3 separate regions of the Homo sapiens genome follow, and regions 1 and 2 are each linked to region 3. Evidence: read pairs that join two places in POLR2A ChIA-PET (ENCODE). Cell type or tissue: A673. All regions are shown on one strand. Links, peaks and the distances in the headings refer to the core of each region. The heading gives the core; the rest is flanking DNA. Region 1 overlaps TP53I13 (tumor protein p53 inducible protein 13). Region 2 overlaps SSH2 (slingshot protein phosphatase 2). Region 3 overlaps SSH2 (slingshot protein phosphatase 2).

The links. Peaks named below come from ENCODE experiments on the same cell type or tissue, not always from the same donor. Only the 100,000 strongest peaks of a DNase experiment are listed, where the experiment ranks them.
Region 1: POLR2A ChIA-PET joins it to region 3 with 10 read pairs; 1 of 35 experiments calls an interaction of 5 or more read pairs at or near these places.
Region 2: POLR2A ChIA-PET joins it to region 3 with 5 read pairs; 3 of 35 experiments call an interaction of 5 or more read pairs at or near these places.

Annotation. Positions count from the first base shown.
Region 1 is chr17:29,570,153-29,575,562 of GRCh38, forward strand. TP53I13 (tumor protein p53 inducible protein 13) reads left to right here. Exons shown (of 7, transcript NM_138349.4): 4 at 1,439-1,567; 5 at 1,705-1,905; 6 at 1,990-2,545; 7 at 2,660-3,005. The coding sequence ends at 2,772. It overlaps GIT1 (GIT ArfGAP 1), which reads right to left. Exons shown (of 20, transcript NM_014030.4): 18 at 5,136-5,318; 19 at 4,927-4,990; 20 at 3,323-4,762. The coding sequence ends at 4,550. Among named protein-coding and RNA genes, the nearest start is that of TP53I13, 4.2 kb to the left of the region's middle. RefSeq lists a silencer at 2,739-2,808. In A673, for the core only: CTCF peaks have their summits at 2,883 (motif pointing left) and 3,085; a DNase peak (open chromatin) is centred at 2,899; H3K27ac peaks cover 444 bases.
Region 2 is chr17:29,784,270-29,789,679 of GRCh38, forward strand. The region is part of intron 3 of SSH2 (slingshot protein phosphatase 2); the gene reads right to left. Among named protein-coding and RNA genes, the nearest start is that of SSH2, 140 kb to the right of the region's middle. In A673, for the core only: no CTCF peak of the experiment used is centred there; a DNase peak (open chromatin) is centred at 2,042; H3K27ac peaks cover 1,581 bases.
Region 3 is chr17:29,847,670-29,853,079 of GRCh38, forward strand. It overlaps SSH2 (slingshot protein phosphatase 2), which reads right to left. Exons shown (of 16, transcript NM_001282129.2): 2 at 1,180-1,260. Among named protein-coding and RNA genes, the nearest start is that of SSH2, 80 kb to the right of the region's middle. In A673, for the core only: no CTCF peak of the experiment used is centred there; a DNase peak (open chromatin) is centred at 2,622.

The DNA of each region.
Region 1 (5,410 bases), core at 162-5,161, 280 kb before region 3:
TGCCTCAGCCTCCCAAGTGCTGGGATTACAGGTGTGAGCCACCATGCCTGGCCTGAAATACCTAACTTAAATTGGCCAGGCATGGTGGCTCACACCTGTAATCCCAGTACTTTAGGAGGCTGAGGCGGGTGGAACACCTGAGGTCAGGAGTTCAAGACCAGCTTGGCCAACATGGTGAAACCCTGTCTCTACTAAAAATACAAAAATTAGCTGGGCGTGGTGGCACACCCCTGTAATCCCAGCTACTTGGGAGGCTGAGGCAGGAGAATTGCTTGAGCCCAGGAGGCAGAGGTTGCAGTGAGCCGAGACCATGCCACTGCACTCCAGCCTGGCGACAGAGCGAGACTGTCTCAAAAAAAAAAAAAAATTCTCTGTAATAGCTCCAGGCCAAGAGTTGTTGCCTCACGCCACCTATCAGATTCCTTTCCTCAAACAGCCCTTTCATGAAGTCATTCCTCTGTTCACAAACTGTCAATGGCTCCTTATTTCCCACCTTATCGTGGCCATATTCTCCGGCCTGGCTTTTCAGGCCTTACTTAAGTAAGCTTCGTCTGACCTCTCCACATCCTTGGTTCCTCTCCAGTTGTGTCGGGCTGTTTGCCACACAAATGAGTGCCAGCCTCGCCCTTACCACAGCCCCTTTGCTCCTGTTTATTCTCCTCCACACCTGGCCTATCCTGACTCGGAGAGTGCAGCTCCCTGCCCTCCTGCCATACTCCCCCAGCCATCTTCCCAGTCCCAGCTGGCATCAGCTCCCCCTGAGACACTGCCCGATGGCATCAGCCTTTATTCCTCCCCTCCTCCTCTGAATCTATCTCTGATAATTTAACAACTAATCACTAAGTTTTATTAGTTTGCTGTTTTATTTGCATTAGTTGTTTCCCTGAGTTTCTCACACACTCCTTGCAAGCAGAGTCCAGGAGTTCTTTGGCATCTCCCACAGCATCTAGCACAGCACTGAGCACCAAGTCAACTCAATCAAAGAATAATGAATGATTGATGGAGTATTTCCATCCTGAGATTGTGCACCTGCTGCCTGCCTGCCCTGTATTTGGATGCTCTTGGGAGACTGTATAGATTGGATCGATGGTCTTCATTTGGGGGTTGCTTATGGCTTGGATTGTGGACCTGTAGAGCCATCGTTACACCTGCAGGGAAATATGGCTAGAGTGTGGTCTGAGTCTGGCAGGATTATCCAGGCATGCTGTGAGCTTTGAAGGGTGGCACTTGATGGAGAGGAAGGGTGAAAGGAACACTCAGAGGCAAGAGTGGGTACATGCCAATACCCAGGGCCCTTTGTCCTTTCCTGGGCCCTGAAGGTAGAAGAGCCATCCAGCTATCCTGGGAGTACCTTTAAACTGGTCCCCTGGATGGGAGAACTTGAGATTCTCTGGGAGGGCTCTGGGCCTGCTTTGATGTCTCTGTGCCTTTCCTCCAGGCTGAGGATGTCACCTTCCTCTACCACCCCTGTGCCCATCCCTGGCTGAAGCTCCAGCTTGCCCTCCTGGCCTATGCTTGTATGGCTAACCCTTCCCTCACCCCTGACTTCAGCCTCACGCAGGATCGGGTATGTAGCTGATGAAAGGCGCTTGCCTGGCCCTGGCAGAAGGCTATGGCCCCGTGTGCAGGGAATGGAAAATTCAAGGGTTTCCTCTTGTTTGTCCCCACCTTCCTCGTAGCTCTAACAGTTACCTCCTCTCGTAGCCCCTGGTGCTGACTGCATGGGGGCTGGCGCTGGAGATGGCCTGGGTAGAGCCAGCCTGGGCTGCCCACTGGCTGATGAGGAGGCGGAGGAGGAAGCAGAGGAAGAAGAAGGCATGGATCTACTGTGAAAGCCTTTCAGGGCCTGCTCCCTCCGAGCCAACTCCCGGTAGAGGGAGGCTGTGCCGAAGAGGGTGTGTGCAGGTGAGAGACGCTGGGCCCAGGCTTGTTGGCCCTCGGGTTCTCTGAGAGGGGCAGCAGGGTGATTGCTCTCTCTCCTCTCCTTAGGCCCTGGCTCTGGCCTTTGCTCTGCGGAGCTGGCGGCCCCCTGGCACAGAGGTGACATCTCAAGGGCCCAGGCAGCCCTCTTCTAGTGGTGCCAAGAGGCGGAGGCTGCGGGCTGCCCTTGGTCCCCAGCCCACTCGCTCAGCCCTGAGGTTTCCCTCTGCTTCCCCAGGGAGCTTGAAGGCCAAGCAGTCCATGGCGGGAATCCCTGGTAGGGAGAGTAATGCCCCATCTGTGCCCACTGTCTCCCTGCTGCCGGGGGCGCCTGGAGGCAATGCCAGCTCCAGGACAGAGGCTCAGGTGCCCAACGGGCAAGGCAGCCCAGGGGGCTGTGTCTGTTCAAGTCAGGCTTCCCCGGCCCCTCGCGCAGCAGCGCCTCCACGGGCAGCCCGGGGCCCCACCCCACGCACTGAAGAGGCCGCCTGGGCTGCCATGGCCCTGACCTTCCTGCTGGTGCTGCTCACCCTGGCCACGCTCTGCACACGGCTGCACAGAAACTTCCGACGCGGGGAGAGCATCTACTGGGGGCCCACAGCGGACAGCCAGGACACAGTGGCTGGTGAGGAGTTCCCTCCCTACCCTACCCGAGGCCCCCGCCCCACCTCGCGTCGCCCGCCGCCCCCCGTAGCTTCCCTGCCCTCCCGCCCTTGACTGCTCGGCGCCCGGCCCACAGCTGTGCTGAAGCGGAGGCTGCTGCAGCCCTCGCGCCGGGTCAAGCGCTCGCGCCGGAGACCCCTCCTCCCGCCCACGCCGGACAGCGGCCCGGAAGGCGAGAGCTCGGAGTGACGGCCTGGGACCTGCCACTGTGGCGTGCGGCTCCTCCCCGCGCCGCGAGGCCGCGACCTCTGCCACGTGGACCGCGCGCGGGGCGCTCCCTGGTGGCGATGGCGCGGCACTGGCCGAGCACTGCGGGGGCTTTCCTCCTTGTTGGTTGCTGAGTGGGCGGCCAAGGGGAGAAAAGGAGCCGCTTCTGCCTCCCTTGCCAAAACTCCGTTTCTAATTAAATTATTTTTAGTAGACTCTGGAGTTGAGCTTGTGCATCTGCCGCACAGAGACTCCCACCCGGACCCTCGTCCTAGGCCATGGAGGTGGTGTTTGAGGCAGCCCGCCCCCGCTGGCCAACCTGTCCCTGGACATGGGGCTTTAGGAATGTGCTCGTGGGAGGGTGGCGTTATCGTCATACATGTTAGCTTTGTTATTCGCAAACTAACTCTTCCACTAGACAGACGTTCCCAGCACAGGGGCTTCCCTAGGGCGGGGGTCCTGGGGCACTTGCAGTCACCCTTCATGTCTGCCACCTCCCTCCAGCCCCCATTCTCTAAGCATCAGAAACAGCTCATGGTCACTTCTTTATTTTTGATACAAATGTACATGACACGTCTTGACAGCCCACCCACCACCACACAGGTAGGGCCTGGCCCCCAGGGAAGAAGCGGGATGGGGAGAGAGCTGGTGGGTCCCACCGTCTGCCTCTCCAGCCTTCCCAGGCTGCAGCCAGGTTCCCAGGCCTCCAGAGGGTGGGACCACAGCAGGTGCAGGTAGTGATGGTGGGTGCTGGCCTTGCAGAGGTTACGGGGAGGGGACTCAGCTCCACAGCCACCAGCTGAGTCGGGGACCCCGGGGAGCCAGCCCCAGGCTCAGGTGCTCAGTCCTCCACCCTAGCCAGCACACATTCCCCCTCCACGCAGGAGCAGGAGGAGATGGAGGGAAGTGGTTTTTGATTTAAGTTCATAGAGAAGGGGCGAGAGTGGGGAGGGATCAGGGAGGCAGCTGGCAGGACCAAAACTGGCTACCCGGACAGTCCCTGGCTCCAGGTGGGGAAGGGAAGCTGATCCCCATGCTGGTCCCACTGCTCTGGTCCCCTCACCCCTCAAAACTCCAGATGGACCAGGCCTCCGGAACGGCACTGCCGCCCACACACTCAACACGCAGGCACGCGGGGGCACTCAGTTACCACAAAGTTAAAATTAAGGGGTGGGGAAGAAGAAAGAAAAAAAAAAAACAGACTTTCCAGTGTTTGCTGCTGGGGACCCCAGCACACAGGTTGGGGCCTGTGCCCTAGGCAGGGGCCATATGGCATTAAAGGGAGAGCAGCAAGGGGCTGGTGGCTACAGGGCAGGGACATCCATGGAGACTATGTACAAAGGAGGGGATGCCCCCGCTCAGCCCCCAGTAGGGCTGAACTGGCTCATGGGGGTGGGGCGCATGTACGGAGAGCTGCCCCACTTGGAGTGTCCCCACCTGCCCCTTTGCTGAGGGTGCCCTAGAAGGCGAGGGGCTGGGAGTGATGCCTTGCAGGCCCCTGCTCACTAGGAGGGGGGAGATGCTATATACAGAGGGGAGGTGCATGGAATGTGGGGGACAGAAGCTCCTGCCCCCCCACCTCCCCATCCTTAGGGGCTCGACAGGGGTGGGCACCAGGGCACCTGGCTGCCAGGGAGTGTGGCAGCACTAAGGGCACTTGTGCCAGTGGCTCTGTTGGGGTGGGGATTAATGTCTGGAGTGGCCCAGCTCCTATGGCCAGTGAGGTCCTAGGGTGCAGGTGAGGGTGTGGGGAGAGAGGTCACTGCTTCTTCTCTCGGGTGGTGATGGTGACCAGCTGCTTGGCAGCCTTGGCGATGTCATAGGCGCACTGGATCACCTGCTGAGTCAGCAGCTGGAAGTCCACTGGGGCGCCGGGCTCTGGGGGCACTGTCTTCCGGCACTCACTCTGCAGCCGGTAGGCGCTGGCGTTGAGCAGCCGCAGTGAGCTCCGCACTGGCTCCAGGGCTGGCCTCTGGAGGGGGCAGGAGTGAGGCTGGACCTTGGACTTTAAGCCACCAGCTGAGATCAGGGCCCAGTTTGTCTGTGTCTCCACCCAGGTAGCGATCAGATGGGATTCTCCACGCCTGCCCCAGCTCGAGGCCCTCCCACTCCTGGTCCTCTCTTTGGCCCCTGTACCTTTGGGAAGAGGGAGGCCATCTCGGTCACAGCCAAATGGATCTTCTCTGAGCAGGGCACGAAGCTGCGGGGAGAAGGGAGGCTATAAAGCAGGGGGCTCTCAAGGGAGGTTCCCAGGGACAGCAGAACCCAGGGCCCCTCATGCTCTCTGCAACACCCTAGAAGCCAACAGGAACTGCATCCCCCTCACCTCCCCCTCCACTCAGTACCTGTCATGCTTGAACTCCTGGGCTGCCCGCAACAGTTCCTGAATGTTCTTGGTGACCTGCTCTGTCTTCAAGATGACATCCTCTGTGCTGGGAAGCCCAGGATCTAGGTCTCCATCCAGGCTTTCCAGCTCTGGGTGGAAGTCTTCCTCTTTGCCCAGCTCTAGAAACCTCTTCCCTTCCAGCCTGAGGCCCAGGTCCAGAAAACAGAGACAAAGATACATATAGAGAAAGACACGTTCCAGCCTCGGAGCCGCCCGCCTTGGTCCTCACACACT
Region 2 (5,410 bases), core at 69-5,068, 64 kb before region 3:
AGCTACTCAGGAGGCTGAGGCAGGAGAATCACGTGAACCTGGGAGATGGAGGTTGCAATGAGCCAAGATTGTGCCATTGCATTCCACCCTGGGCGACAGACCAAGATTCCATCTCAAAAAAAAAAAAGAGTAATTGGGGGCCGAGGCAGGTGAATCGCTTGAGGTCAGGTTACAAAAATTAGCTGGGTGTGGTGACGGGTGCCTGTAATCCCAGCTTCTTGGGAGGCTGAGACAGGAGAATCACTTGAATCCAGGAGGCGGAGGTTGCAGTGAGCCGAGATTGCACCCCACTGCACTCCAGCCTGGGTGACAGAGCTAGACTCCTTCTCAAAAAAAAAAAAAAGAATAATTAGGGAAGTTGTGAATCCTATGACCTCCTGAATAATGGTTGGTGATATTTAGAATTAGTCATGTCATTCTTCTACACATAGATCTATCAAATTGAAACTCCTCTGCTTTTAAGGTATAGACAGTTACCTTCTTACTTTCCTAAAACACATTAGCTCCTATTTTCAGACTTTTGATGATATCCTTCCATTCTCCCCACTCTCCTATGTTTGGAATGCTACCCTTTTCTTCTGTTCTCCTATCTAAATCCCATTCATTCATCATGACTCAGCTCTGGCCCACATTGCTTTTTTCCTCTCCTCTGCTGCAAATTTTATTTTCATTGCTATCTTTGAAACAACTGAGGAAAAGACCAAATTTTCTTTTTGTTTTGTTTTTATTTTGCTTCATTTTTCCCTTATAAAGACCAAATTTTCAAAGGTGAAGAATTTTTTCAGCAGATGGTGAGTAATTTTTTATGTCCATGAAAGACTAAAGAGGAAGAAACCAGGCTTAAAAATAGGGGAGGGTTTCAGCTGAACATGAAAAATAATTTCTTCATTTTCAAAGTAATCAAAAAAAGTATAATATATTATATGTATTGCTGGAATTGAGAGAAGAAATGTAAAACTCCTTACTTTATACAGTTCTTATCTTGGGGTTGGCACACACAAGAATGAAAGAATTCTACTATAATTAAAATTAAATTAAGATCTCAAAGTACTTTGTTTCCTATCATAACTATTCACTATTCACCTTAAAAAAGGTGTCCTGAGATTGCAAGATATATTTCAGTGCAATCTTGTTCATTTTTATTTATCATCTTATAATTGTATTAGGTTGACCCATATGAGACAGCTGTTTACAGTTAATATGTTTGAATATTGGCGTTTCATTTTTTTTTTTTTTTTTTTTTTTTGAGACAGAGTCTTACTCTGTTGCCCAGGCTCTGGAGTGCAGTGGTACCATCTCTGCTCACTGCAACCTCTGCTTCCCGGGTTCAAGCGATTCTCCTGCCTCAGCCTCCTGAGTAGCTGGGATTACAGGAGCGTGCCATCACGCTCAACTAATTTTTGTATTTTTAGTAGGGATGGGGGTTTTGCCATGTTGACCAGGCTGGTCTCGAACTCGTGACCTCGAGATCCACCCACCTCGGCTTCTCAAAGTGCTGGGATTGCAGGCGCGAGTCACCGCGCCCAGTCCGTTTACTTTTTTTTTTTTTTTTTTAGACGGAGTCTGCCTGTGTAGCCCAGGCTGGAGTGCAGTGGCGCGATCTCGGCTCACTGCAAGCTCTGCCTCCTGGGTTCACACCATTCTCCTGCCTCAGCCTCCCCAGTAGCTGGGATTACAGGCGCCCGCCATCACGCCCGGCTAGTTTTTTGTATTTTTAGTAGAGACCGGGTTTCACCGTGTCAGCCAGGATGGTCTTGATCTCCTGACCTGGTGATCCACCCGCCTCGGCCTCCCAAAGTGCTGGGATTACAGGCGTGAGCCGCCGCGCCCGGCCCTGTTTACTTCTATAGTTATTTTCCTGGCTATTCCCCGGTCAGCAAAGTGGGTCATCACACAAGAAAAAGTTGAGTTCATAAATATGCAAAGGAAATACTGGCATCAAATTTCATCCATTTATCTTTTGACCAAATAGTGAGACAAACAGGTTGGAAAGGTTCCCTGGCAAAACTCCAGCCAGCCTGCATACTGAGGTGGAGCTTCGGGAAGTTCGCACAATTTGCATGGGGAGGAGCCTGGCCCCTCCTCTTCCTTTGTGAAACCTGGGATTCAAACTGCAAGGCAGGAAGGAACCAGCAGGAATTCTAGCCTTGCAGAAAGTCCCTGTTCCCCCTTTGTTTTCCTTTTTGCCCCATAAATCCCATTATTCTCACCCTTCAATCATCTGTGAGCCTAAATTTTTGTTGCCATGGGACAATAACTCTGTCTTTAGCTGAACTAAGGAAAAGTACTGCAACAATAGTCAATGATATAAAACCTGATTTTCTGTAATTATGTTATCTTTTTATGCCTGTCTTCTGAGAAAAAAAAAATATTGCTGGAGTTCAAATATCACAAAAAGGTGGCCAGCCATGGTGGCTCACACTTGTAATCCCAGCACTTTGGGAGGCTGAGGCAGGAGGATCACTTGAGCCCAGCAGTTTGAGACCAGCCTAGGCAACATAGGGAGACCCTGTCTCTACAAAAATAACAGAAAATATTAGCTGGGCATAGTGGTGCATGCCGGTGGTCTCAGCTACTTGGGAGGCTCAAGTGGGACTGAGCCCATTACTGTATCGCTGCACTCCCGCCTGTGTGGCAGAGCAAGACCCTGTCTCAATCAATCAATCACAAAAAGGGGCTAGTATGGCATAAATACATTGTTTCTTAATTGTGGTAAAATAAACATAAAAATTTCCATCTTAACTACTTTTAAGTGTACAGTTCACTGGCATTAAGTACGTTCACAATGTTGTGCAACCACCACCACTATCCATTTCTAGAACTTTTTTCATCTTCCAAAACTGAAGCTCCGTACCCACTAGGCAATAACTTCCCACTCCATCCATCCCCCAGTCACCATTATTCTGTCCGCATGAATTTGATTATTCTAGGTATCTCATGTAAGTGGAATCATACAGTATTTGACTTTTTGTGATTGGCTTATTTCACTTAGCTTAATGTCCTCATTTTTACCCACGTTGTGGCATGTCAGAACTTATTTCCTTTTTAAAGGCTGAACAATATTCCACTGTACATATAATACCTCATTTTGTTTATCCATTCATCGTTGATGAACACTTGGGTTGCTTCCATCTCTTGGCTATTGTGAATAATGTTGCTATGAACACGGGTGTATGAATCTCTTAAGACCCTGCTTTCAATTCTTTTAGGTATCTACCCAGGAGTCCAGAAGTGGAATTGCTGGATCATATGATCATATTCTATTTTTAATTTTTTGAAGAATCACCATACTATTTTCCATTGCAGCTATGCCATTTTACATTCCCACCAATAGTGCACAAGGCTTCCAATTTCTCCATATCCTCACCAACGCTTTATGTTGATAGTGGCCATCCTAATGGGTATGAGGTAGTATCTCACCGTGGTTTCAATTTGCATTTCCTTAATGATTAGTGATTTTGATTTTTTTTTTTTTTTTAAGAGACAGGGTCTTGTACTGTTACCCAGGCTGGAGTGCAGTGGAACCTTCTTAGCTCACCACAGCCTTTAATTCCTGGACTCAAGCAGTCTTCCCACCTCAACATTCTGAGTAGCTGGGACAGGTGTGTGACACCACACCTGGCTAAATTTTTTTATCTTTTGTAGAGATGGGGTCTTGCCATGTTTCCCAGGCTGGTCTCAAACTCCTGGGCTCAAGCAATCCTTCCTTCTCAGCCTCCCAAGTGCTGGAATTACAGGCATGAGTCACTGCATTCGGCCTTGAGCATCTTTTCATATGCTTATTGCTTATTTGTTTATCTTCTTTGGAGAAATGTCTATTCAAGTTCTTTGCTTATTTTTTAATTGGGTTGTATGATGGTTAATTTTATGTGTCAACCATCAACCTGACTGGGTCACAGGATGTCCAGTATTTGGTTAAATATTATTCTCGGCTTATCTGTGAGGGTGTTTCTGGATAATATTAACCTTTGAATCAGTAGACTGGGTAAAGCAGACTGTCCTCTCCAGTGTGGGTAGTCCTCACTCAATCTATTGAAGGCCTGAATAGAACAAAAGGCTGAATAAGGGAGAAGTTCCTCCTTCTGCCTTTGAGCAAGGACATTGGTCTTCTATTTTCGGACTCAGACTTGGACTCAGCAAATGGTGGACTGAGCCACCATTGGCTCTCCTAGTTCTTTAAGCCTTTGGACTTGGACTGGAACTATACCATTAGTTCTCCTGGGTTTCCAGCCTACAGATCTTGGGACTTCTCAGCCTCAATAATGTAAACCATTTACTTAGAATCAATTTCTTTCTTTTCTTTCTTTCTTTCTCTCTCTTTTTTCTTTCTTTCCCTCACTCTCTCCCTCCCTTCCTCCCTTCCTCCCTTCCTCCCTCCCTCTCTCCCTCTCTCTATATATATCTATCTATCTCTATGAGATACCCTTTTTGGTTCTATTTCTCTAAAGAACCCTGACTAATACAGATATTGGTCCTGAGAAATGGGGTGCTGAGGCTTTGAAACCAGGTAATGGGTAGAAGAGTTTTGAAGTGCATGCTAGAAAAAGCCAAGATTGCCATGAAGGGATTGCTAAAGGCAATTCTGGTGAGTGCTCAGAAAGGATAGAGGAGATCTGGAGAAAATGCTTCCATCTTCTTAGAGAATACATAAAGAACCACGAACAGAATATTTGTAGAAATATGGATGGAAAAGCCCTTTCTGACGAAGGCTCAGATGGAAACAAGAAACATGTTAGTGGACAATGGAGAAAAGGCAATCCTTGTTATAAAGTGGCAAAGAACTTGGGCTGGATTGTGTTTGTGTTCTAGTATTTTGTGGAAGGTAGAACTTGCAACAGTGGAATTGGACATTCAACTACAGTGGTTTCTAAGCAAAGTGGTGAAGGAGTGGTTTGGCTCCTTCTGGCTGCTATAATAAAATGCAAAAAGAGAGAAATGAATTGCAGAAGGAATAGTTAAGCAAAAGGGAACCAGAACTTACTTGGAACATTCTCTGCCTGTGCATATTGCAAAAAATGAGAAAGCATGTTTGGAAGGGAACACCAACAGTGTGGCTGACTGACCATATAAGGAGGGTAGTGTTGGTGTGAACCACAGGCCTAATCAGCCATCTCAATAGAAGCCAGGATAGAGAAGGGATTATGCAAACAGAAATACTGCCAGCTAGGACTAAGGGAAACAGAGAAAATGAAATGGAATAAAGGAAGACTGTGACTACGCATTATCCTTCAAGAAAGGGGAAGAAGGATCCCCCCAAAGGCAATTCAGTGATGATCATCAGGGCTTCTACTCTCATCACACCCACCATGGGTGGCGATCAGGGAGCAGGCTGTCTTCACTTCAGTTTCAAAGGCTAGGACCACTGGCAAGCAGAGTTGTGTGGGCAGGGCTCTTGCAGAGAGCCCTGTGG
Region 3 (5,410 bases), core at 278-5,277:
CACTGCTGAACAAAGTAGGATCTGTTCCAGATGGGATAAAGCAAAGAAACTGGCCAAAACCAGCAGACTGTGACAAGGGCAATCCCTGGCTGCCCTCATTGCTCATTAGCATGGACACTCCCACCAGCATCATGACAGTTTACAAATGCCATGGCAATGACCCAGAAGTTACTGCCCCTTTCCTAGAAAGTTCTAAATAACCCACCCCTCAATTTGCATTAACCTGCCCCTTAATTTACATGTAATTGAAAGTGGGTATAAGCGAGTATATATACAGTTGCCAAGAGCCCACACGTTGCAGACTCTGGGTACACTATCTATGAGTTAGTGCTGTTCCACAAGGAGCAGTACTGTTCAATAAAAGATTGCTGTCTAACACCACAGGTTTGCCCTTGATTTCTTTCCTGGTGAAACTAAGAACCCTCCTGGGCTAAGCCCCAGTTTGGGGGATTATCTGTCCTGCATCACTACTAGGCCATTCAATACTCAGGGGGAAGTTCACTTATATCTCAGGATATACTGAGAATTTCCACTGCTCATTGCAACACACAAAAATAAGTCAATTTAAGTTGTTCTCTAACTTCAGCCTGACTCTTGTGGGTAAGTAAGCAGGAGGTCAGATGGGATAAGTAAAATTTATAACATCCCATGAAATGTAGTTAGATAAAGTTCTACATTTAAGATGATCAGGTCGGGTTTCCAGTCCAGTGATTATAACACTATTTGGCTTAACATTATCAATAGCTAAGACATGTGAGGCCCATGTACGTGAGGAATAAAGGCCCTGTGGCAGCACCAATACCAAGCAGTTGCCACAGGGAAAAGAATAATACTATTGACCATTAAAAAAATGTGTGCATGAGGGGAAAAAAATCCCACAAAAAGAGTCACACTCTTTATTGAAGGAGACTCACTCAAGGTTCCAAGATGCCACATTTTTTCTACTTTGATAAATAACTTTTGAGTGGTCATTGCCATGGCATTATGCATATAAATGTACCATACTGTTTATATATACACTCATTCTAAGCCACCTATTTGCCTTCCCAGACATTTGGCTGAATGGGGTCAAATAGATAAAATAATAGGCACTATATCAGTTGCATTTAATAGCCAAATTTACCCAATAAGATTTTACTTGAATCACCAAAGTCTGTATAAAAACATATACCTACGTACATTGGAATCAGTAAAGATTTCTGATTCTTCACATTCACAGCAAAGTAATGCTGCTGATTCACTGTCTTCCAAATGAGAGCTCTGTAATACAAACAAGATCATTTCAGAGATCCAAACGAATGGGCCCATAAGCACGAGGGGAAAAGCAAGCTGAAATCACTGAGTCAGTGGTGTTAGCTCACAGGTGAGAAGCTGCAATTCTGATTAGTGATGGCTATTTTGAGAGAACACTGCCAACAAGGTGACTGGTTAGTTGATTGAGGAATGCTTGATCAACTGAAGCATTTCCTATGGTTTCCCGATTTGGGGAAAGAGCCAGCACATCTTTTTCTGTAAAGATGGTGCTGCTAGCCGGGCACAGTGGCTCACGCCTGTAATCCCAGCACTTTGGGAGGCGGAGGCAGGAGGATCACAAGGTCAGGAGATCGAGACTATCCCAGCTAACACAGTGAAACCTGGTCTCTACTAAAAATAGAAAAAATTAGCCGGGTGTGGTGGCCGGTGCCTGTAGTCCCAGCTACTCGGGAGGCTGAGGCAGGAGAATGGCGTGAACCCGGAAGGCTGAGCTTGCAGTGAGCCGAGATCGCGCCACTGTACTCCAGCCTGGGCGACAGAGCGAGACTCCGTCTCAAAAAAAAAAAAAAAAAAAAAAGATGGTGCTGCTAATCCTTTGTAGTATGTACTCTGAACTCTTCTCAGACTGGGGATAGATTTGTGTTCATTTATCTTCACATCCAAAGATACACATTTGATGTATTTGTTTAGAGATAGGCTATAGAATATAGCATAGGGCCTGATTACGGGATCTAACTCTTAGCCTAGCCTCATTAGCTCTCTGCTGCCAAGTGTTCATATGAGCCAAGAGACAGGCCAGGCACAGTGGCTCATGCCTGCTAATCCTAGCACTTTGGGAGGCTGAGGCAGGCAGATCACCTGAGGTTAGGAGTTTGAGACCAGCCTGGCCAACATAGTAAAACCCTGTCTGTACTACAAAAAAAAAAAAAAAAGTATATATATATATATATATATATATTAGCCGGGCATGGCAGTGTGTGCCTGTAATCCCAGCTACTAGGGAGGCTGAGGCAGGAGAATCGCATGAACCCAGGGGGCGGAGGTTTCAGTGAGCTGAGATCACGCCATTGCACTCCAGCCTGGGTGACAGTGCAAGACTCCATCTCAAAAAAAAAAAAAAAAAAAAAGAGCCAGGAGACATGCCCTACCCAAGTCCCCCAACAGGCACCAGAAAACAATTTAAAACCTTTTCTTCTGTTCTCTAATCTCTTTCTAAAAATCTGTCTAGAAGACAGACAAGGAAAATAAGACAAAGGAGTGAAATAATTAGCTGGTAACATAGGAGTATTTTTCCCTATGACTAACAACTCAAAAAAGGGAACAGAAAAGGCTCCAACTCTGACTCATTAGATTCTATTCAAATGTTTGCTGTTTAGCTAACAGCAGCTGGAAACTGAGTTATCCCTACATGGATCATTGATGCATAAGCTTACGTCATTAAAACTTCTCACTACCAGTGGCTGAAACTTATAACTACTTCATGGCTATCCTAGTTGATTCCTACTTTAATTTTTCACAGGTAGGGCTGTGTTTCATCTAAAGTATACCCTCAGAGATAAGAGTTTTAGAGTGCAAATAAACTTAAAGAAAGTAAAGCTCAGAGTTACTCTTTCTGATAACAGCCTTGCTCCTGGTTTACTTCCTTCTCATTTTTTTTCTACTCTGACCCTTTGTCTACTTTTAGTTTTCTGTCTTAAAACCAAGTCTCATCTGGCATTGTCCCTCTCTCTTCCTCTTTTAGAAAATAATCAGAAATAACCAAATATTTAAAATCATTGTTGCCCGAGCGTGGTGGCTCACGCCTATAATCCCAGCACTTTGGGAGGCCGAGGCGGGTGGATCACGAGGTCAGGAGATCAAGACCATCCTGACTAACATGGTGAAACCCCGTCTCTACTAAAAATGCAAAAAATTAGCCGGGTGTGGTGGCGGGCGCCTGCAGTCCCACCTACTCGGGAGGTTGAGGCAGGAGAATGGCGTGAACCTGGGAGGTGGAGGTTGCAGTGAGCCGAGATCGCGCCACTGCACTCCAGCCTGGGCTACAGAGCGAGACTCCATCTCAAAAAAGAAACAAACAAACAAAAATTATTGCTAAAAATCCTACAAATGTAAAGTCTTTTTAATTCTTGTTCTCTTATATTTTGGAGGGGGGAGAATAAGAACATTTACTCTCCATCTAGCTTAAAAAATATATAAAATATTTGAAGACTTCTGGAACTCGTATTAGGAAAGCTAAAGGCTTAATAATAAATATTTGAAAGAATTAAAATGGTAGAGATCAGAGCTGTTTTCAATCTTCCCAAGCTCTCATACTACAACAGATAATAATATAGATAATACTAAGCACATCAAAAGTGGCTTGTCATTGTCACAGTATAAAAACTAGAGAGAGGCTGGGCACGGTGGCTCACACCTGTAATCCCAACACTTTGGGAGGCGGGTGGATCACCTGAGGTCAGGAGTTCAAGACCGGCCTGGCCAATGTGGTCAAATCCCGTCTCTACTAAAAATACAAAAAATTAGCTGGGCATGGTGGCGGGCACCTGTAATCCCAGCTACCCTGGAGGCTGAGGCAGGAGAATCGCTTGAACCCAGGTGGTGGAGGTTACAGTGAGCCAAGATCATGGCCATAGCACTCCAGCCTGGGCAATAAGAGCGAAACGCCATCTCAAAAAAAATTAATAATAATAATAATAATGATAAAAACTGGAGAGAGCTTGAGCCCAGGAGTTGGAAACCTGCCTGGGCAACATAGTAAGACCCCATCTTCATGACAAAAAAAAAATAATAATAATCAGCCAAGTATGGTGGCACACCTCTGTAGGCCTGGCTAGTTGGGAGGCCGAGGTGGGAGGATAACTTGAGTTTAGGAGTTCGAGGCTTCAAGTGAGCCATAATTGTGCCACTGCCATCTGGCCTGGGCAACAGAGCTAGATCCTGTGTCCAAAAACAAAACAAAACAGACCTGAAGAGAGAAAAGTAAAAATTAAACCAAATTACACTAGTTAAGATGTTGCAGCTTTCATTCTTATAAATATTTCAGATGTCCACACTAGCTCTTTCAAAATGACCTTTCGGCTGGGCACGGTGGCTCATGCCTGTAATCCCAGCACTTTGGGAGGCCAAGGTGGGTGGACCACCTGAGGTCAGGAGTTCGAGACCAGCCTGCCCAACATGGTGAAAACCCGTCTCTACTAAAAATACAAAAATTAGCCAGGTGTGGTGGTGCTCAATCGTAATCCCAGCTACTGGGGAGGCTGAGACAGAAGAATCACTTCAACCCGGGAGATGAAGGTTGCAGTGAGCCAAGATCACGCCACCAGAATGGGTGACAGAGTGACACTCTGTCTCAAAGAAAAAAAAAATGACCTTTCAAGAAAGAGGTCCTGTAACCACACTTGCATTCCTAAAGTTATTTTAAGACTTTATATATATATTCATCAATTGAAACAATTCATTAAGATACAAGGTATCCATTAAAGTGGGCTGATGGCATTACAACATAATTGGTTCATGGAACAATTGTTTACTTGCAACCAACATATTTAGTTCTAAATTAAATTCTGAGAAACCTAAAGGAAGACAAAGGACAAAGGTCAAGTTCATTTCCCTGCCTTCTGAAACCTGGTAATTTTTTTTTTTTTTTGAGACGGAGTCCCGTTCTGTCATCCAGGCTGGAGTACAGTGGCGCAATCTTTGCTCTCTGCAACCTCCGCCTCCTGGGTTCAAGCAATTCTCCTGCCTCAGCCTCCCGAGTAGCTGGGACTACAGGCGCGTGCCACCACGCCGGCTAATTTTTTGTATTTTTAGTAGAGATGGGGTTTCATGGTGTTAGCCAGGATGGTCTCTATCTCCTCACCTCGTGATCCACCCACCTCGGCCTCCCAAAGTGCTGGGATTATAGGCGTGAGCCACCATGCCCAGCCAAGACCTGGTAATTCTAATTCCTGAATTGTTTCCGGGTTCTGCAGAGTGAACAGTCTTTCTCATGAGTATATGGCTTATTCCAAGATTGCAAGGACGAATTAATATTTAGGACCTCTACTAAACTACACAATTATTTAAATAGATGCTAAAAAGCGTTTGACAAAATAGTCATTTCTGGTTTCAAACATTTTTAGTAAGCTAGGAATACAAAATGCAGCCTTAATTCACT